2 separate regions of the Homo sapiens genome follow, and region 1 is linked to region 2. A link is a loop called in an ENCODE intact Hi-C map of the cell type or tissue named here. Cell type or tissue: heart left ventricle. All regions are shown on one strand. Each heading gives the region's core, and the rest is flanking DNA. Links, peaks and the distances in the headings are about the cores only. Region 1 has its middle 51 kb from the start of THAP12. Region 2 has its middle 14 kb from the start of SERPINH1.

Region 1 (11,130 bases), core at 1,615-9,614, 780 kb before region 2:
ACCCCCATGATTCAGTCAACTCCCACAAGCCTTCCCCTCCAACACTGGATTATAATTCAACCTGAGATCTGGGTGGAGACACAGAGCCAAACTGTATCATTCCACCCCTGGCCCCTCCCAAATCTCATGTCCTCACACTTAAAAACACAATAATTACTTCTCAATAGTTCCCTAAGTTTTAACTCAAAAGTCCACAATCCAAATTCTCATCTGAGACAAGGCAAATCCCTTTCACCTATGAGCCTATAAAATCAGAGGCAAGTTAGTTACTTCTAAGATACAGTGTGGGTATAGGCATTGGGTAAATGCTGCCATTCCAAAAGGGAGAAATTGGCCAAAACAAAGAGGCTACAGGCCCATGCAAGTCCAAAATCCAGCAGGGCAGTCATTAAATCTCAAAGTTCCAAAATAATCTCTTAAGACTCCATATCTCATATTCAGGCCACATTGATGCAAGGGGTGGGCTCCCAAAGTCCTGGGCAGCTCCACCCCTGTGGCTCTGCAGGATATAGACCCCTTGGCTGCTTTCATGGTCTGGTGTTGAGTGCCTGTGGCTTTTCCAGCTACAGGGTGCAAGCTGTTGATGGATCTACCATTCTGCCATCTGGAGGATGGTGGCCGTCTTCCCACAGCTCCACTAGGCAGTGCCCCAGTGGAGACTGTGTGGGGGCTCCAGCCCCACATTTCTCCTCCACAGTGCCCTAGTACAGGTTCTCCATGAGGGCTCCACCCCTGCAGCAGACTTCTGCCTGGACATCCAGGTGTTTTCATATATCCTCTGAAATCTAGGTGGAGGCTCCCAAGCCTCAGCTCTTGCTCTCTGTGCACCCACAGGAAGCTGCCAAGACTTGCTTGCACTTTTTGAACAGTAGCCTGAGATACAGCTTGGCCCCTGTTAGGCATGGCTGGGACGCAGGGAGCAGTGTCCCAAGGTTGCGCAAGACAGCAGGGCCCTGGGCCCAGCCAGTGAAACCATTCTTCCCTCCTAGGCCTCCAGGCCTGTGATGGGAAGGGCTGCCGCAAAGATCTCTGCAATGCTATGGACGCATTTTCCCCATTGCCTTGGCTATTAACATGCTTTAATGTAATTAAGTATTTAATAAGTAAAGCTCCTCTTATGCAAATTTCTGAAGCCAGCTTGAATTCCTTCCCCGAAAATGTGTTTTCCTTTTCTACCACATGGCCAGGCTGCAAATTGTCCACATCTTTGTGCTTTGCTTCCCTTTTAAATATAAGTTCCAATTTCAAGTCATTTCTTTGTTTATGCAGGTGAGTGTAGGCTTTTAGAAGCAGTGAGGCCACATCATGAATGCTTTGCTGCTTAGAAATTTCTTCCACCAGATACCCCAGATCATCTCTCTCAAGTTCAAAGTTCAAGAAATCCCTAGAGCACAGGGGCATAATGCTGCCAGTCTCTTTGCTAAAGCATAGCAAGAGTGACGTTTACACCAGTTCCCAATAAGTTTCTCATCTCCATCTGAGACCTCTTTAGCCTGGACTTCATTGTCCATATCACTATCAGCATTTTGTTCACAACCACCACCCCCGTGATTCAATCACCTCCCACTAGGCCCCTCCTCCAGCACTGGGGATTACAATTCAGCATGAGATTTGGGTGGGGACACAGAGCCAAACCACATCAGATGGACTGGAAAAATGGTCCCAGCAGCAAGCGTAGAGAGCACCAGGCCTCAGATGGGTTCACCAGACCCAGCAGCATGTTAAAGGCCACCCCACCCCAAACCTATGCAGCAAAGACACTTGAACATCACTTAACCCTGCATGTACCAAACTTATTTCACCAAAAATCCTTTTGTGTCATGGAACGTCTTTATTTGAGGGAGTGGGGAATTGACTGGTTGTTTGTTTGAGACAGAGCCTTACCCTGTTGCCTAGGCTGGAGTGCAGTAGCACGATCTCGGCTCACTGCAACCTTTACCTCCCAGGTTCAGCCAATTCCCCTGCCTCAGCCTCCCGAGTAGCGTGCCGCCACACCTGGCTAATTTTTGTATTTTTAGTAGAGACGGGATTTGGCCATGTTGGCCAGGCTGGTCTTGAACTCCTGACCTCAGGTGATCTGCCCGCCTCGGCTTCCCAAAGTGCTGGGATTACAGGTGTGAGCCACCGTGCCCAGCTGATTGACTGTTTTTTGAAAAAGCTACCATGGGCTTATGGTATTAATATATTCCAAACAGTGCACTAGGGTGCACTTTGAAGCGTTTTCCTCCCACCCTTGGCTCCTTCAGTCTCCAGTTTCCTTCTCCAAAGGTGGTCATTTGTCTCCCTTCTGTATCCTCCCAAGTTCCAGGCTACACAAGGATGTATGGGTGTGTTTTCTTTTCAAAATGCAGGTGGAGGCAGCTGATAAACACATCTCTACTGCAGGTATTTTAAGGGCTTAGGTGCAAGGCAGTGTTCAGCAATGGTGTCATGGGGACACCTCCTTTGGCTGGACCTGAGGAATGAGGAGGAACTATCCAGGGGTCCTAAGGATATATCATAGTGCATTTAGCCATTCTTCCAGTGAGGGGCATTGAGATAGTTTCTAGTCTTCTGTTAATCTAAACCAGGGTTGGCAATCTATGGATTCCTGACCAGATCCAGCTCAGCTCTTGTTTTTTATGTACCTTAAGCTATGAATTTTTTATGTTTATAAATGGGTTTTTTTGTTTGTTTGTTTATTTGTTTGAGACAATTTGGCTCTGTTGCCCAGGCTGGAATACGGTGGCACAATCTCAGCTCACTGCAACCTCCACTTCCCAGGTTCAAGTGATTATCATGCCTCAGCCTCCCGAGTAGCTGGGACTACAGGCATGTGCCACCAAACCCAGTTAAGTTTTGTATTTTTGGTATAGACGGGGTTCCACCATGTTGGCCAGGCTGGTCTCAAACTGCTGGCCTCAAGTGATCCTCCTGCCTCAGCATCCCAAAGTGCTGGGATTATAGGCATGAGCCACCACAAGCAGCCTGTAAATGATTTTGAAAAAATAATATTTTGTGACACATGAAAAGTATACAAAATTTAAGTTTCAACATTTGTAAATAAGATTTTATTGGAACACAGGCATACCCATCCGTTTACGTTTGTTTATGACTGCGTTTGAGCTGCAGCAGCATTGTGGATTAGCTACAATGAGACCATATAGTCTGGGTATGGTGGCTCAACGCCTGTAATTCCAGCACTTTGGGAGGCTGAGGCAGGTAGATCACTTGAGCCCAGGAGTTCAAGAGACTGTATAGTCCTCAAGCCTAAAATAGTTACTGTCTATCCTTTACAGAAAAAGGTTGCTGACCTCTGCTTTAAACAATGCTGCAACAAATATCTTTCCCCATTACTGCAAACATGTAAGTAGATCTCTCATAAATAGCCCATTTGGTCTAAGCCAATCTGAGAGACATAGCTCAAAAAGCACATTTCACCGATTTTAGTTAATTTTTCTTTTATTATAAGTGAAGTTAACTAAGCATCTTTTTAAACACATAAAAGTGTTGGGCCATGTGTGGTGGCTCACACTTGTAATCCCAGCAATTTAGGAGGCTGAGACAGGAGGATAATTTGAGCCCAGGAGTTCAAGACCAGCTGGGTAACATGGTGAGACTGCTATCTCTACTAAAACTACTACCCAGGCGGGGTGTGGTGGCTCACGCCTGTAATCCCAGCATTCTGGGAGGCGGAGGCAGGAGGATCACTTGAGGTCAGGAGTTCAAGACCAGCCTGGCCAACATGGCAAAACTCCGTCCCTACTAAAAATACAAAAATTAGCCAGATGTAGTGGCGGGCACCTGTAATCCCAGCAACTCAGGAGGCTGAGGCAGGAGAATCGCTTGAACCCAGGAGGTGGAGGTTTCAGTGAGCCGAGATTGTGTCACTGCACTCTAGCCTGAGTGACAAGAGCGAAACTCCATCTCAAAAATAAAATAAAATAAAATAAAATAACTACCCGGTGTGGTAGCACATGCCTGTAGTCCCAGCTACTAGGGAGGCTGAGGCAGGAGGATTGCTTGAATCTGGAAAGTCAAAGCTTCAATTAGTCATGATTGTTCCACTGCACTCCAGCCTGGGTGACAAAGTGAGACCCTGTCTCAAAAAAAAAATTATATACATATATTTATATGTGTGTGTATATATATATATCATGTGTGTGTTTCCTCTTTTCTGTAAAATGTTTTTTTCAATTTGATAAAGAATATGGGCCAGGTGTGGCGGCTCACGCCTGTAAACCCAGCACTTTGGGAGGCCACGGTGGGTGGATCACTTGAGCCCAGAAGTTCGAGATAAGCCTGGGCAACATAGCGAGATCCTATCTCTACAAAAAGTTTAAAAATTAGCCAGGCATGGCTGGGTGCGGTGGCTCACACCTGTAATCTCAGCACTTTGGGAGGCTGAGGTGGGTGGATCACAAGGCCAGGAGATCGAGACCATCCTGGCTAACACGGTGAAACCCCGTCTCTGCTAAAAATACAAAAAATTAGCGGGGCATGGTGGCGGGAGCCTGTAGTCCCAGCTACTTGGGAGGCTGAGGCAGGAGAATGGTGTGAACCCAGGAGGCGGAGCTTGCAGTGAGCCGAGATCGCAACACTGCACTCCAGCCTGGGCGACAGACTCTGTCTCAAAAAAAAAAAAAAAAAAAAATTAGCCAGGTGTGGTGGTGCGTGCCTGTAGTCCTGGCTACTCAGGAGGCTGAGGTGGGAGGATCACCTGAGCCTGGAAGGTTGAAGCTGCAATGAACTGTGATCATGCCACTGCACTCCAGCCTGAGCAACAGAGTGAGACCCTGTCTCCAAAAAAAACAAAAAATATGAGCAAAAGTATTTTTCTTATTGCTTTACAAAAACAAGGGGGAATTAGCATTTTGTGTCTTGCATCCAAATGTTTTCTCCATTTGTTACTTGACTGACTTTTTTTTTTTTTTTTTTTCATGTAATAATGCTCACCTTGTCAGTGAAGGGAAGGTGGGTCCAGGTGCTGACAGTGAAGGGGATGGGGGACCTTGGCCAGGCAGACAATACTTGTTTCTGGATCCCCTACCTTGTTCCCAGCCCTGTCCCAGGCACTGGGGTCCAGCGGTGAGTGAGGCGGGCGGAGGCTCTGCCATCATGGCAGTGATGGGTAAGCAGGGCAGTACTAAGCGCAGGTGTTACAGGGACACCTCCCCAGCTGGACCTGAAGAATGAAGAGGGACTACCCAGGGGTCCGGGCTGCAGCGGGAGGATTCTGAGCAATAACTCGTACAAGGTTAGATCTTGGAGAGACAGAGGTTTCAGAGTGCAGGTTCTTGGAGCCTAAGCTCTACTGAGTGGTGATGAAGCACCTGGTATGGCCACACATGAAAGGCAAGGACAGGAGTCCCAGGAGTCTCGTCAAGTCTCTGAGGTGCACAGAAAGCTGCCCTGTGAGGGTCTAGAGAGTTTCACCTCTTTGTATGGAGGAGCAAAGTACCTCTCAGGGCTGCAGCTACCCTGCCAACAGACTTAAACTAGGGTCTGAGGGTTTAGAATTGGCCAGGGCGGAGGTGAAGCATTGCTCCGCACCAGGAACAGCAAAGGGCGTGAGGACAAGTCTGGCCTCTCTTGCAACGAAGACCTCTCCCTGCCCTTCCACAGCCCTAGCCTCCACTTCAGTTCTACCTCTCCAGAGTATCAAAGGGAGAGACAACTATGCCTGCAAAGACCAAGCGGCAGCCTGGGAGGGGAGGAGGGGGCTGGAGGGAGATGTGGCTAGAGGGTGAGACCAGCCCCTCAGGCCTTTAACATCAGGCTAAGCCAGCAGCCTACCAGCTGCTCCCCTGCCCAAAGCACCACCCCCAGAGCTCCCTGCAGGCGATGACAAGGATGAAGTGGGGAGGCAGGGGGAGAGTCAAGAGCTCACAAAGGTTCTGCTGTGCTTGACCAGGGCCTCCGCCAGAGCCAGATTGTTTGCTTGCTTGGAGGGAAGGATCTGATTTAAAAAGGTGGTGGCCCTGGGGTTCAGGGCCAGGCCTGCTGGCTGCCATCCTACACAGCAGCCCCACTCCAAACTCTCCATCCTGGGGCCCCCTCATTCCTCTTTACTTTGGTGTTCCCAGTTAGACCCAAGTAGGACTCCACAGCTTTGGGCAGAGGACTTACAAAGCAGCAGGGGCCAGTGCTCACACTTGGGACTCTAGATCACTGGGGGACCTGCAGGACCAGCCTGCTGGGGACTTCATGGAGAAGGAGGTGCGTGGAGGTGGCCCTTCACTGAGCACCTGCTGTATGCTGGGCATTGGGCAGGGCACTTCGTTTATGGGGTTCCCTTTTCATCCTTTAAGCAACAGTAGGTATTATTGTCTCCATTTTACAGACAAGAAAAGAGAGTCCTAGAAAGGCTAAGGGGACTCGCCCAGGTTTACACAGTGAGTCAGTGGTAGGGCTAGAATTCTAACTCAGGTTGGCCCCACCTGTGAATCTAATCTGTGCTTAACCCCTACACTGCTTTGTGCAGGACATAACCCTGTCTTGCACATGTCTGGCACAGAGTGAAGGTCCCATCATGTTGACTTTATCATGCACTTTCTCAGCTGGAGCTGTGGGCCTCACAGCAGCCCTTCGGGGTCAGTAATGCTTCTCTCGCTTTCATGATGTGGAGGCTCAAGCTTGCAGAAGTTGAGCAACTTGCCCAGGGTCACACAGCTAGTCGCAGAGGGTCAGGGAAGTCGGGGAAGTTCAAAGAAATGTGGAGTAGAGTGGGTTTGCCCAAGGAATGACAGGAATGTTCAAGGAACTGAAAGCTGGAAGTGTCTGCGGAAGCTGCAGATCTGCCGGCAAGCAGTGGGGCTGCTTATGGAGTAGTGAGCCCAGGCCCTGGAGCGGGGTCCTGGGGGACTCTCACTCAGCAGAAGAGCAGCCATCAGACACCTGGGCTTGGGACGCCTGCCTGGTCCCTTGTGTTACTTGGAAATGTCAGCAAGAAGGGCCCTTCACCGGGCATGTTTCTCTTCTGTCAGATGAGGGCTGTTAAATGAGGTCTTTGATTTTACTGTTCAGCAGTGGCATCTTTCTTTAAAATAGTCTTGGCCAGGCATGGTGGCTCACACCTGTAATCCCAGCACTTTGGGAGGCTGAGGCAGGTGGATCACCTGAGGTCAGGAGTTCGAGACCAGCCTGGCCAACATGGTGAAACCCCCGTCTCTACCAAAAATACAAAAATTAGCAGGGCATGGTGGCGTGTGCCTATAGTCCCAGCTACTCTGGAGGTTGAGGCAGGAGAATCGCTTAAACCCAGGAGGTGGAGGTTGCAGCGAGCCGAGATCGCGCCACTGCACTCCAGTCTGGGTGACAGAGTGAGACTCTGTCTCAAAAAAAAAAAAAAGTCTTAAGCTGAACTTTATTCATTCGCCCATTCAACAAATATTGAGACTTTCAAGGCACCTGAAACATATGGTTGACCAGACTTCTTCCTGCTTTGAGTGTCTCTGACTTGTGTTACAGAAATTAAGGGTCCCTACCCCTCCACTCAGGGTAGGAATGGGGCCACCTGGGCTGCTATGGGCCCATGCCCTCATTTGGGAGCTCCTTAACCATGGTGCTCCTCTGAAAGGTTCCCTGTCAGAGCTGAGTATATTCATATACTCACAATTGGCCATTTCACAGATTGGGTGGGAAGGCCCAAAGAGTGGGCCAAACCCTGGGTCCCCTGAAGCAGCCTCTTTGTGGCATCATTCATCAAAGAGGCTTTGTGCAATCGGAGGAAACTGGGCGTGTCCATGAGGAGAGAGAAGCAGCGAGGAGGCAAGAGTGAGCAAAGCCCACCAGGCGGGAAAGAGGCCCATTTTGCAGAAGCCAACCCCCTCCCTCCGCCTGGCAGAGCCTTCCTAACAACCTTCCCTCCTCCACCCACACCCGCCAGCCTCTGCCCAGAGCCAGGGTGTCAGCTTGGGTTTGGTGACAGCAGCCCTGAAGGAGGTGTTGGATGGTTGAAGCCCTCCATTGTAGCAGCTCTGGCATCTTCTATGAGCCCAGCCTCGCCAAGTTGTCCTCTTGCCAACTGGAGAGAGGCTGGCTCCTGAGGGATCCTCTCCAACTAGGTAACTCGATTCCCTGCAGCCCAGCACCAGCCCAGCTCTGGCCACCAGAGCCGGAGCTCTGAAGAGTTTACCTCCAACATGGCAGTGAGCAGTTTTCAAGGTCAAGGAGGGTGGCCACCAGGAGCTCCTGAGCCAGGGTGCATGGGGAGAACACAGGGCTGGCAGGCCAGGTTCTAGCTCCAGCTCTTCACTAACTTGCTGTGTGTCTTTGAATGTATCACCTCCTCACTCCGGACCTCAGTTCTCATAAAAGGGAGACTGACAGAAGGTCCCTAAGTGCTTACAGATGGACTGGCCAGGGTCGTCTTGGTCTATAGCATCCCTTTCAAATAAAGATCTGACTATTCTGTGCCTGGTGATCAGGGTGCCCAATGGCTGTGAGTCCCCCTCACCTGGCCTCTGGCCTTTCCAGTGGTAGGGAGAGCAGGGGCTGGCAGCTGCTGTCTTTGTTCTCAGCCTCTCTCAGAAGTCAGAGAACATTAGAAATTCAGTGGAACTACACTGGGTGTGGCTTCCACTTCCCTTAAGATAACCGAGTGAAACTGGATTTTTCTCAACAACTATGATAAAGCTTAAGAACAAGCTAGATATAGGATTCCACTTCACATCTGAATCCCTCAATTGACAAAAACCAATGTGTGAGTGATATTGTGAAATGACACTTTTGGCTTTCTCCCCTAGAATGTTACTATCACACATGTAAAGCATACTATTGTAATTTCACCTACCATTCACTGTTCACTGCCTTTTCATAAGGACAAACTGGACTCTATTGAGATTACGCTTTTCCCATTTTGGGCATCAAAAATTTATTTTAGATGAAGTAGTGGTGCAATAGTACACGACAGTTTTTCTTTTTTTCTTTTTTTAAAATTTTTTGAGATGGAGGATGGAGTCTTGCTCTGTCTCCCAGGCTGGAGTGCAGTGGTGCGATCTCGGCTCACTGCAACTTCTGCCTCCTGGGCTCAAGCAATTCTCTGGCCTCAGCCTCCTGAGTAGCTGGGATTACAGGCACCTACCATCATGCCTGGCTAATTTTTGTAGTTTTAGTAAAGATGGCCAGGCTGGTCTCAAACTCCTGACCTTGAACTTCTGGCTGATCTGCCCACCTTGGCCTCCCAAAGTGCTGGGATTACAGGGGTAAGCCACCACGCCCAGCCTAGTACATGATATTTTTCGAGTAAACTTTTCACAAAGTCTAATATGTATTCAGAATAATCAGACTCCTAAATGTACAGCTTGATGCCTTACCACTAAGTGAACACACCATGGAACCACAGAACATCATGATAGTTCTTTTTCTAATGTTTTTTGTTTGTTTGTTTTGTTTTGTTTGTTTGTTTTGGTTTTTTTAGCAAACTAAAAAAGCTGGTAACTTTACGCTGGTCACCTCCTCTTCATTTAAATTTTACCAGTTGGTAAAATCTAGAATTTGGAGATGTTCTGGGCTAGCCGATCTAATAATGTTCCACGCAGTGCTGCTGGAGCCCTTGGAGCCATTATCTTCTGTGACACACCAACCAGAGGGAAGCAGACGTGGGCCAGGGGCCCACTTCACCCCATCTCAAGAGATAGGAAGAATCCGGCCAAAACATCCCCTCCAGATTCAGCAGAGTTGGCTGCTTGATGCCAGAGCCAAGGGGCAGTGAGGAGGAGTGGCTTTGGATGGGAGATGCTGGAGGATGAATCATTCCTCCCATTCAGGCCTCTCTCGCAGCCTCTTTTCATCAGCCATTACTTTTCCCTTCCACCCACCCACCCCAGGGGCAGGTCTTCCGGACACCTAGGAATCCTCAGGTGCATGTTGTGCATCACCATTGCCATCCCCTCTCCCCCACTCAATTCTCAAGTCACAGCTCTGAGACCCAGGAAGCATCCTCTGACCGTTTTTTTCCCTATTGATAATGGAGAAACCCTGGCACCTTTGTGAAAGGCTATGAAAGTTGTTCAAAATCACACAACAGGCTGGGAATCCAGGAGGCCACATCCGCTCAACCAAGGCAATGCACATTTGTCAAGGACTTGCTTTGTACCCAAACACAGACCAAGGTGATTCTAAGGAAGAAGACCCTTTCTGTTCAGTAAGTCTTAAGTACTATTATGCTCAATAAATATGTGCCTGGCCCTCACTAGGTGTTGACCATTCATGCATTCAGCAAATATTTTATTGAGCAGTCTCTCTGTGTCACTGCTTTTGACTCTAAATTATTTGCTTATACTACTACTTCTTGATTTTTCAGTTTCTTTCTCTTTCTCTCTCTCTTTCCCCTTACTTTCTCCACACTCACATGTACATTTTGTGTCTCCCTACTTCCACCTAGTATCACAAGTTTGATTGGAACAGTATTCATGTTTTCATTATTAGGCTACGTAAATGCTATTGACAACTGGGCCGTGTAGTATTCTATAATTATTTTTCCTTCCCTGCATAACAATTGTGGTTATGCATATCTCCTTTCAATATGTTTAAATGCATTGGCTAGTCTACTGATTTCATCTTCCTGAAGAAGTCCCTCCCAGAGTCTTCCACCATGTCCCATTAGGATGAATTGTCTTCTATTGCACAATAGAATAGAATGGCCTGGGGATTCCTTTGCCCCTATCCTTTGTTACATTTTCTTTTCCTTGGATGCCATGTTTTCCTCTTTCTTGGTTAACTCCCTCACTTCTGTTGAAGCACATCCTCCAGAAGCTTCCTCAGGAAACATGCAAAGATAATTCACATGACTAGAAATGTATTCTCTCTTCACCCTTGATCATCAGTTGGCTGGGTGGAAATATAACTTTCTGGGATGGAAATATAACTTTCTTCAGAATTTTGGAGACATTTCCCCATTTTGCAGCAATATCTTATTTCTTAGGATGTTAATTATAGTTTTAAGTTTTCAGCTTTTTGCAAAGTTGCCAGCTTCTAAGTTCCTTTGTTGTTTCCCCCTATTCTTTTGACTTCTTTTTTAATTAGAGGCTTTTCTCAAATGCTTACTCATCCTTTGCTGTCTGCTCATATTTAAGAATGAGACACTAAAACAGATTTGATACCCTCTGAACATGATTGGGGCTGTGCACATGATTGGGCCATTCCATG
Region 2 (11,130 bases), core at 1,432-9,431:
GAAGACTAACGATGGTGGTGCTGAGTACTAGAAAGGTTCTGTCCCGGACACAAATCTAGACACCAAGTCTGGTCCCCCGAACAAGGCAGGGACCCAGGTTATTGGAGCAAGGCTGTGAGTCCCTGAGGTGAGGAACTACAGGGCTTGGCCTGAAGATGGAGCTTGGCACGGTTTGTGCAGGAGCAAGCGGGTCAACAACAGGCCAGCATCACAGGTCCACAGGACTGGCCCAGCCCCACACCCATGCCAGGTTTCTGCCCTGCCACCTAAGGTGAGGCTGGCTCTGCCATGGTGCCCATGGGTGGTGGGGCGGGGGATGAGGAGGTCTAGTGCCCACAGAGCTGGCTCTGCCACCACTGGGCATTTTCAGAGATAGAGTCTTGCCCAAGGATTACCCCATAGAGGTTTTACCAAGGAACTTCTGGAGACAGAAGGGCTTGACCCAAAGACATCGTGTTGACATAAAATTCCAAGCACTGGCAGACCACTCATTTTCTCTCAAAACCCACTTTTCCTGAGCAACTGTTCCGAGCCAGGCCCTCTTCTGGAACACAGAAGCAAACCAAATCTACTCCCTTAAACAATGGGACTCACACCAGGTGCTCAGGAATGGGACGGAGGGGAGGAAGCAGAGGAGCTCTGGGACTGTAGCCCAGCCAGAAGGAGCCCAGAAGTACCAATCCAGTGTGGGATCAGGGGTCAGGGAAGACTTCTTGGAGGAGGCTACCTAAGGTTGAGAAGTGCACACCAAGCAGAGAAGACTGGGAATAGGGTGAGGCAAGTGAGGCACTTGCCTTGGGGGCACAATTAATGAGAGCACCGAAAACCTCAGTCATCAAAGTAAATCATGTTTCATGCAATATTTCAAAAAATCTAAATCAATGCAAAAATTCTATGAGTAACAAAATATCACAATTTTAAATAAAAACAGGATCAGGGCCAACCTCATGGGTGTACAGCCTGTGCAGTCTCACAGACCCTCCCAAGTGATTTGATGGTTACTACTGACATTCTGCAATTCTTTTTTTATTTTTATTTTTTATTTATTTTTTTTTTTTTTGAGACGGAGTCTTGCTCAGTCGCCCAGGCTGGAGTGCAGTGGCGTGATCTCAGCTCACTGCAAGCTCCGCCTCCCGGGTTCATGCCATTCTCCTGCCTCAGCCTCCCCAGTAGCTGGGACTACAGGTGCCTGCCACCACGCCTGGCTAATTTTTTTGTGTATTTTTAGTAGAGACAGGGTTTCACCATGTTAGCCAGGATGGTCTCGATCTCCTGACCTTGTGATCCACCTGCCTCAGCCTCCCAAAGTGCTGGGATAACAGGCATGAGCCACCGTGCCTGGCCTTATTTTTGTATTTTTTGTAGTGACAGGGTCTCTCTATTGCCCAGGCTGGTCTTGAACTCCTGGGCTTAAGCGATCCTTCCACGTCGGCCTCTCTAAGTGCCAGGATTACAGGCTTGAGCCACTACCCAGCCGCTGCAATTTTTTTTTTTTTTTGAGACAGAGTCTCACTCTGTTGCCCAGGCTGGAATGCACACTGCAACCTCCGACTCCTGGGTTCAAGCGATTCTCCTGCCTCAGCCTCCCGAGTAGCTGGGATTACAGGAGCCACGCCACCACACCCGGCTAATTGCCGCTGCAATTCTTAATAATTTTTGAGGCTGGGCGCGGTAACTCATGCCTGTAATCCCAGCACTTTGGGAGGCCGAGGCAGGTGGATCATTTGAGGTCAGGAGTTCGAGACCAGCCTGGCCAACATGGTGAAACCCCATCTTTACTAAAAATACAAAAAAATAGCTGGGCATGGTGGCATGTGCCTGTAATCCCAGCTATTCGGGAGGCTGAGGCAGGAGAATTGCTTGAACCCAGGAAGTGGAGGTTGCAGTGAGCCGAGGTCACACCACTGCACTCCAGCCTGGGCAACAAATAATAATAATTTTTGAAGAAAAGGCCTCACAAATTACATTGCCAGTCTCAGACAGGATTAGTAGCATGGACTGTGTCAAGCCATATTGGAGCCTGAGACAAAAGGAAAAATAAAAAAGTCCTTATTTAAAATGTGATATTTTGTTCATCATGGATTTTTTGCATTTGTTTTGATTTTTAAAAAATATTACAAGAGGCCGGGCATGGTGGCTCATGCCTGTAATCCCAGCACTTTGGGAGGCCGAGGAGGGCAGATCATGAGGTCAGGAGATAGAGACCATCCTGGCTAACACGGCGAAACCCCGTCTCTACTAAAAATACAAAAAATTAGCCAGGCATGGTGGCGGGTGTTTGTAGTCCCAGCTACTGGGGAGGCTGAGGCAGGAGAATGGCATGAACCCAGGAGGCGGAGCTTGCAGTGAGCCAAGATCACGCCACTGTACTCTAGCCTGGGCGACAAAGTGAGACTCCATCTCAAAAATAATAATAATAACAATAATTACATGAAAATATGATTAATCCTGATTACTGAGATTTCTGGTGCTCCTTTTAGTTTTCACTTGTCTCACCCTAGTCCCAGCCCTGGAAGAAGGCAAGGAGAGGAAAGACACCCTGGCAGGGGGAAGAGCAGGGGCAAAGGCTGGCAGCCCAAGTGCCAAGGAGAACTGGCACATGAGGTGCCGGGAAGGCTCTGGGGAGCAGGCAGGGCCTTCAGGCCCCTCTCAGGTCCCACTGACCCTTGCTGGAGAGGCAGTGTCTCCCTAACCCTCAAACCACCATCCAGAACCTAGATGCCCACCTGCAAAGTGAGAGCCATGGTTCCTTTCAAGCCTGTCTTCCTCTTCCAGGTAGTTCCGAGGAACAACAACAACAAAAAGACCCTGGGTTGGAAGTGGCCTGTAAACTGGACAGCATGTGCCCAAATTCTGCAGTTCCCACAGATCTCTGCAGCCCTCCAGGCCTCACTCCATTCTCATGGTTCTGAGGCCTCCCTCCACCAGCCAAGGCACCCCCCTTCCCTGCCCTCAGTGCACATAAGAGAGAGTCAGAGGAAGTCCTTTACTTCTTCATTCTTCCTTTCATGCAACAAAGTTTTTTTTTGAGATAGAGTCTCGCTCTGTCGCCCAGGCTGGAGTGCAGTGGCATGATCTCGGCTCACTGCAACCTCTGCCTCCCAGATTCAAGCAATTCTCAGCCTTCCGAGTAGCTGGGATTACAAGCGCTGACCACCACACCCAGCTAATTTTTGTATTTTTAGTAGAGATGGGGTTTCACCATCTTGGCCAGGCTGGTCTTGAACTCCTGACCTCGTGATCCATCCGCCTCAGCCTCCCAAAGTGCTGGGATTACAGGCGTGAGCCACCGTGCCCAGCAAAGATTTGTTGTTGTTGAGACACAGTCTCACTCTGGAGTGCAGCGGTTGGGATCTTGGCTCACTGCAACCTCTGGCTCCCGGGTTCAAGCGATTCTCCTGCCTCAGCCTCCCAAGTAGCTGGGATTCCAGGTATGCACCACCACGCCCGGCTAATTTTTGTATTTTTAGTAGAGACAGGGTTTCACCATGTTGGCCTGGATGGTCTCGAACTCCTGACCTCAGGTGATCTGCCTGCCTCAGCCTCCCAAAGTGCTGGAATTATAGGCGTGAGCTACCGTTCCCAGTCTCACGTAGCAAAGATTTATTGAGAACCCACAATTTACTAGGCACTGTTCTAGGTACTGGGATAAAAAAGTGGGCAAAACCAGATCTTTGCCCTCCAGGAGCCTGGTGTGCTGGCGAGTGGAGACACGCAATAAACTAAGAAAGAAATGTGATCATTTCCAGTAATAATGAGGGCTAGCAAGAAATGAAAACAGGTGTTGTGGGTAAGACTACTTTACACCAGGCAGCCTGAAATCTGAATAAGAAGCTGTAATCATTTCCGGTGGCTGCTGTATCTAGTACCACACACTTAGTGGCTTCAAATGATATAAATTTATTCTTTTATGGTTTTGAGGTCAGAAGACTTAAATGGGCTAGCAACTCCTTCTAAAGACTCTGGGGATGAATCTGCTTCCTTGCTCTTTCCAGCTTCTAGAAGCCACCCGCATTCCTTGACTTGTGGCCCCTGCCTCTACCTTCAAAGCCAGCAGTGTGGCAGCGCCAATCTCCCTCTCTCTCTGCTTTCTCCTTCCCTCATCACATCTGTTTCTCTGACTCTGACCCCTCTGCCTCCCTCTTGAGATGGACCTCCCTGATGACACTGGGCCACCAGTAAAGTCTCCCTATCTCAAGATCTGTAATTTAATCTCATGTGCAAAGTCCCTTGTCCCATGCAAGGTAATGCACTCACAGGTTCCAGGAATTCGGACATGGATGTCTTTGGGGAGCCATTCTTCCTCCGACCAAAGGAGGAGGGAGACCTTTATGGTGGGAGGAGGGGATCCCAAGCAGAGGGAGCTGCATGGGCAAAGGCCCCACAGTTAGAATGAACTAGGCATGCTCTAGGAATAGCAAGAAGGTCAGCCTTCTAGAAGTAATGCTCCAGTTAGCTTGATTTGCATCTATGTCATTCGTGAGGCCAATCCCATCTCTATGGACAAATGTTCTACAGTGTGCGTCCAGGAGCCCTGCGAGTCTACGGCATCCCCTTGGCATTTCAGGTCATCTCCTGCATCCTTCTGCTTCTAGCTGCCGGACTCTTCACATGCTTAGAGCAAGAGCACTGGACATTTGAGGAAGGTGCCTGGCTGGGCACTCACCTGGGCTGGGGCCAGGCTGACTCTGGTGGAGGGGTGGGCCCAGTCCCTAGTACCTGAGTATAATCCTGCTCTTTCTTCCCCACTGAAGGCCAGGATTGTGTGGCTAAGGATGGATGGGGGCAGCAAAGCTAGACCTCAGGCAGTGGCAGGAGCTGTCAATGGCCATATTGTTAGCTCTGGGCTGCGGCACGGAGGCACCAGGGTAGGGCTGAATGAGGCATCTGTTCGCTAGGTCAGGATGCCCAGGTCAGGGTCTCTCTTGAGAGATGCCTCCTACCCCCACCCTAACCCCAACTCTGCCCAGACCCTGCCATGTGGCTCCCTTGATATCTCTGGTACCCATCCCTCAGGGACCACAACTGTAACTAGCTGGCTCACTGTGAGGTTGGCTGTTGGATGGTGGTCTTCTCAGTTAAAATGTGAGCTCTCCACATAAGCCAGGAACTGTCTTCATCAATGCCAAGTCCCAGCAGCCGGCAGCCAGCACCCAACCCAGGGCCTGGCTCAGAGAAGTTGCTCCATACACACGTGCAATGAATGGAGGAATGAAGGAACAGATGAGAGAGACTGGGCCACCCTTGCATCCCCTGGTCACCTCCTCCCTTGACCACTGCACCCTCCTGCTCACTAGGCCTCCCTGCCTCTGGTATCTCTTCCCAGACACTCTTCATTCTAACACACCATCTAGTTAAAACCCTCCTGGGGCTCCCTGAGACCCTCAGGATCTGCCAAGCCCCAGCCTCACCAGGCTACCCGCCCACCGATTCTGTCCTCTACCTCTGCACTCCTCCTCAAGCAGTCCCTGGCACTGTCCAGTGTGCGCCCTTGTACTTGTGTATTCTTATGCCCAGAAAGCCCCTCCTCCCCTTCTCCCGGTATGGATGGCTCCTACCCTCTGTTCAGGCTCCTACAGGAAGCGGGCCCTGACCACCCCCAGCCTCCCCTGGGCTCCCACAGCCTGTGCTTCCCCCATCTCAGCACCAATTGTAATTCTCACTTCGTACATCTGTCTCCCTTTCCACACCCTGAGCCCCTCAGGGCAGAGACTAATGCTGACCCACGTCTTTCTTTGTCTGCTCCAGGGCCCTGGACGTGGTCAGGCACAGAACAAATGTTCAGCAAAGGTGTAAGCCCAGCCCCAGGCCAGTGGGCAGGTCCTATAGCCTGACCAGTGGGCGCTTCTGCCCTCTGGTGTCCGTTTTGGGTCACTATGATTTTCTATCTCTTTGAGGGGCTTCCTAGGGTGATGTACCCCAGCAGTGGTTCTCAGAGTGTGGTCCCAGGACCAATTGTATCAGCATCACCTTGGTACCTGTCAGAAATGAAAATTCTTGGGCTGTACTCTAGGCATGAATCAGAAACTCTGGCTGGGGGGAAGCAATCTGGATTTTACCAAGCCCTCCAGATGTTTCTGATGCAGGCTGAAGTTTGAAAACCATTATCCTGGAAGAACCCTAAGCCTGAACCACTCCCAGGAGCTCCAGTTAAGGGAGGAAACAGGACCCACCTGGTGGAGTTGCCAGGTACAATACAGGATTCCCAGTTAAATTTGAATTTCAGATCAACAGAAACATGTTATTGCAAGTATTGCACAAGACAGACAAACTAAAAAATAAAAATAAAAAATTCATTGTTTATGTGAAATTCAACTTTAACTGGATGTCCTATGTTCTCTTTCTGTATCAGCAGCCCTGTGCAAAGAACCCTGTTCTTATTTCAGTACTCTGCTGTCGCCATCTTGAAATTCTTAGTAATCTTTTTTACTAGGAGCCCTGCATTTTCATTTGGCAATGGGTCCTGCAAAATGTAGCCAGTCCTAGGAAGGATCTTTACAAAGCCTCCCTGGGGGCATTCAGGATCCGGAGCTCAAAGGCAGGCGGAGTGGGACCTCTGGCACCTTAGAGATGTGCCTCTAAGGATTCTCAGCTCCTCCCTCTGCCACGTGCTGGGGGTTCCCTTCCCAGGTGGGTCAAACCTTCATCCTTCTCCGATTGTGGCTCCTGTCTCCTCACTATCTTGCTGCCTCTGTTCTCACCCCTTCTATGCCACCTTCCACACAGGACGGTGAAGTTCCGAAAATGTCTGCCCATATGCCACCCTCCTGCCCCCAAACTTTTCTCTGGATGTCTCCTTCCCACTTTTATTTATTTTTTTAATTTTTTTTTTGAGACAGTCTCCCTCTGTCACCCAGGCAGGAGTACAGTGGTGCAATCACAGCTCACTGCAACCTCCAACTCCTGGATTCAACCAATTATCCTGCCTTAGCCTCCCAAGTAGCTGGGATTACAGGTGTGTTCCACAACACCCGGCTAATTTTTGTATTTTTAATAGAGACAGGGTTTCACCAGTTGCCCAGGGTGGTCTCGAACTCCTGACCTCAAGTGATCCACCCGCCTCGGCCTCCCAAAGTGCTAGGATTACAGGCGTGAGCCACCACGCCTGGCCACCACTGCTTTTATGATAACCAGTGGCTACCATTACAGAGCACTGAAGTAGATGCTTTTCCTCATTATGTCTTGTATTCTGCAAAGTAATTCTCCTCTTGGCCAAGCCTGGGATGGGATTGCTGTGGGCAGAACCAGCCTGCAGCCTCGGATGAAGAGCTGAGTATCCGCCCCAGCTCATGCCTGACAGAGGAAAAGCCGCTGCCTGGGAAGGCTACAGAGGAGCAAGTGGAGGAGAAGCACCAGAATGATCTGTTGAGCACTTACTATGTGCCGAGCACTGTTCAGAGTGGTGGGAGCTGGATGGTGAAGGACACATATACCAACCCCACCGTCCTTGGGATGGTTCCATGGATCCTGCCAGCTTTAATCTCGGGTTTATGCCCTAACCTTAGTGTTCTAATCAAACAGTGGAGGGCAGTGGCTCTTCTTATTTTTAATTTTTCAGAAGCAAGGAGGAAGTCATTCTTTTCTTTCTCGAAGATTTGATTCCAAATTACACTGGGAGAAGTAGGTTGGGGCACAGAGGAAACAGGATTGGTATGACCCACTATTGCTGAGGCTGAATGATGGGTACGTGATGGGGTCATTAGACTCATCTCTCTAATTTTGGGTATGTTTGAAATTGTCCATCATTAATTTTTTTAAAGTATAGTTCAAAGTAATAAAACCAAAAAGTAATATTAAAACTGCAAAATCTCATCCAATGTAGAATAAGACTCTTCTCTGGGGGTGGGCTTGCCTCAGAAACTAGAGACTCAGAGAGGGCAGCGACTGCCTCTGGTCTCCCTCAGTGCAGTGGCGCGATCTCAGCTCACTGCAGCCTCCGACTCCTGGGTTCAAGTGATTCTCCTGCCTCAGCCTCCTGAGAAGCTGGGATTACAGGTGCCCACCACCACACCCAGCTAATTTTTTGTATTTTTAGTAGAGACAGGTTTTCACCATGTTGACCAGGCTGGTCTCGAACTCCTGACCTCAGGTGATCCACCCGCCTTGGCCTCCCAAAATGCTGGGATTACAGGTGTGAGCCACCTCACCCAGCATCTCCATGACCATCTGTCTATAGAGTGGGAGAGAGAGCAGATCAGGCCCTCCTTGCCTGATACAGTTGTAACCTGGCCTGGGGACCCTCTGAGACATGGTAGATGTCCAAATTCTACTCTAACTCACAGGATTCTCCAGGAGGTTTTTCAGTGAACCTCCTCCCCTGGGGACCTCTCATCTAGATCCCCCCCACCCCTGCCACCCCCACCCAAAGGAACAATGCCCCCTCTGGTTTGCAACCTCTCCCCTCAGACATCAGTTCCAGCAGTACCCTCTGTTGGGAGGTCCTCACCCCACCCGCCTCCAGCTCCCTCCACAGGCCCTCATCCGGTCCACTGGAAAAATCAGATATCCTTTGCCTAGCCTGGCAGCATGAGCCATTCCCAGGGTGGCCCTGGCTCTCCCCATTCCACCACCACACACTGCCTTTAGACTCTGTGATATGTGAGGACAATTCAGGTTCCCATGTCCCCCAACGTCTTGAAGCCCTCCGCACTTGGTTTAAAGAAGGGAGGGAAGCTCAGAGCAAAATAACAATTTTCTCCAAAAAAAGGCTTTAACATGGGTGGGTGTTGGGTGGGCTTGGTGGGGCAGGCCTGGGAGGGCACCCTCTGCTTGTGCTGCAAGATGGTCTAACTCCCCATGGAGGATGTGAGGTGCTTGGGCCCCTCAGCTTCTAGAGCCTCTGCTGAGACTCCAGCCAACAGGAAGAGCCTCATCTTCACCTCAAGTGCACAACTAGAGAATCCTAGACTTAGGGAGTTGCAACATGCTTCATTCCACTAGCCCCCAGCTTCACCTGGCAAAAGGTGATCCTCTGTGAGCCCCCACGCAAGCTCTGCCTCCTCCAGGACAACCTCCCTGACTGCTCTGTGGCAATCCCCTCCTCCCGGTGTTCCCACCCTACCTTGTTCACTCCCCCATTAAAACAATTATTATTATTATTTTATTTTTTTATAGAGATGGGGTCTTGCTACCTTGACCAGTCTGGTCTTGAACCCCCTGGCCTCAGGAGAGCTTCCGACCTCGGCCTCCCAAAGTGCTGGGATTACAGGTGTGAGCCATCATCTATTATTTGTTTAAATTGTCTTTGTGGCACATCTCCTCATCAGATTCTGAGTTCCTTAAGGAGTTCCTGAATGGCTCTGGTGTATCGCAGGGTCCCTGGTATCCAGCATGAGAGCTGCCTGGCACAGAGGAGTGGTGATACAGTGACAACAATGACAATCTTTATCAAGTGTTAACTGTATTCCAGGTCCAGAGCCAAACTTCACGGTGTATGATCTCATTAATCCTTGCTATAGCCTTGTGAGGCAGGTATTATTATCCCCATTTTATAGATGAGAAGACTAAGTCTCAAAAGGTGAAATCACCGGGCCAAGGTCACATGGGTGAAGGGTAGAAGAGCTAGGATGTGACACAAGCCTTTCTGAGTGCAGTGGCCTCATGCTGCAGTGTGTTGGGGCTCCACCATGCCTGCCCGGTTCCTAGATGAAGGCAGGGATGAGTAGCGCTAGCAGATCAGCCTGATCGCCTCAGGCCCCAGTGATATGAAAGTGGGCGGGGAAGTGCTGGGTAGAGGTGGGAGTGGCCCCTGGCTAGGGCTCCACCCCAGGGCCTGTGCCTATAGACCTAGGTGAGGATAGGCACTCCTGACTTCACACCCAAATGTTGCATTTCCCAAGACCACCCTGGCCTGCTACGCCCCCCATACTGTGCCTATAAAAACCCCGAAACCCTAGCAGGCAGAGACACAAGTGGCTGGATGTTGAGGAGAACACATCAGCAGAAGAAGACACGAGCAGCTGGGTGTCAAGAGGACGTTGGAGCATGCCGGCAGAAGGAGCACACCCACAGAGCCAGCAGGCCGGCAGGCCATCAACCGGGGGAACCTGGTGGAGTTTGGCTGGGGCAGTCGGAAAAGAGCCCAGGCCACTGAGCGGTCAACTCCAGGGGAAAACCTTCCCACTCCGTCCCTTCTGGCTCCCCCATCTGCTGAGAGCTACCTCCACTCCATAAAACCTTGCACTCATTCTCTGAGCTCAGGTGTGATCCGATTCTTCAGAACACCAAGGCAAGAACCCGGGATACAGAAAGTCCTCTGTCCTCGCAACAAGGTAGAGGGTCTAATTGAGCTGGTTAACACAAGCTGCCTATAGACGGCAAAACTAAAAGCACACAGTAGCACATGCCTGCTGGGGCTTCAGGAGCTGTAATCATCCACCCCTAGACGCTGCTGTGGGCCCGGAGCCCCACAACCTGCTCTAGAGGTTAAAGAAGCGAGGCACTGAAGAAGCAAGTCATACCCGCATCGCACGCCCTGCAAGGGGCTCAAGGGAAGCTTTCCCATTTCACCAGCAGGCAGGGACTCTGTTATCATGAGGTCACAGGATATACAGAGAGTCAGGGGACAATGGAGAGTCAAAATGAACGTGGGGGCTGCTGTCTTTCGAGGCCATTGTAAAGACAAATCAAGGTCTTACTTGATTTGGGCTGTTACTTCTTGCTGGCATTGATGAGCCTAATTTTTTTTTTAAGAGACGAGGTCTCACTCTGCAACCGAGGCTGGAGTGCAGTGGCACGATCATAGCTCGCTGCAGCCTCAAACTCCCAGGGTCAAGTGATCTTCCTGTCTTCCTGCCTCAGCCTCCTCAGTAGCCGGGGCTACTGGTGCCTGCCACCATGCCTGGGTAGCTTTTTTTTTTTTTGTAAAGACAATTCTTGTTATGTTGCTCAGGCTGGTCCCAAACTGCTGGCCTTAAGCCATCCCCCTGCTTTGGTTTCCCAAGTTGCTGGGATTACAGGCGTGAGCCACTGCGCCCAGCCTGAGCCTCATTTTCATAGTACCTTAACCCCTGTCCCAGCCTCTAACCACAGCCTGGAGGATCCCAAGGATTGGGAGGTGGTGCACAAATGCCTGGAAAACAGCAGGTTGTGAGGGATCAGGTTCTGGGTGCCCAAAGGGGCAGCAACAGG

The links. Peaks named below come from ENCODE experiments on the same cell type or tissue, not always from the same donor. Only the 100,000 strongest peaks of a DNase experiment are listed, where the experiment ranks them.
Region 1: a loop joins it to region 2, with 2.8 times the contacts of the local background. A loop is called at or near these places in 7 of 110 quality-filtered maps.

The regions. Positions count from the first base shown.
Region 1 is chr11:76,324,823-76,335,952 of GRCh38, reverse strand. No RefSeq gene overlaps it. Among named protein-coding and RNA genes, the nearest start is that of THAP12, 51 kb to the left of the region's middle. In heart left ventricle, for the core only: no CTCF peak of the experiment used is centred there; a DNase peak (open chromatin) is centred at 6,141.
Region 2 is chr11:75,542,460-75,553,589 of GRCh38, reverse strand. No RefSeq gene overlaps it. Among named protein-coding and RNA genes, the nearest start is that of SERPINH1, 14 kb to the left of the region's middle. RefSeq lists enhancers at 1-569, 9,851-10,352. In heart left ventricle, for the core only: a CTCF peak has its summit at 5,865 (motif pointing left); a DNase peak (open chromatin) is centred at 5,819.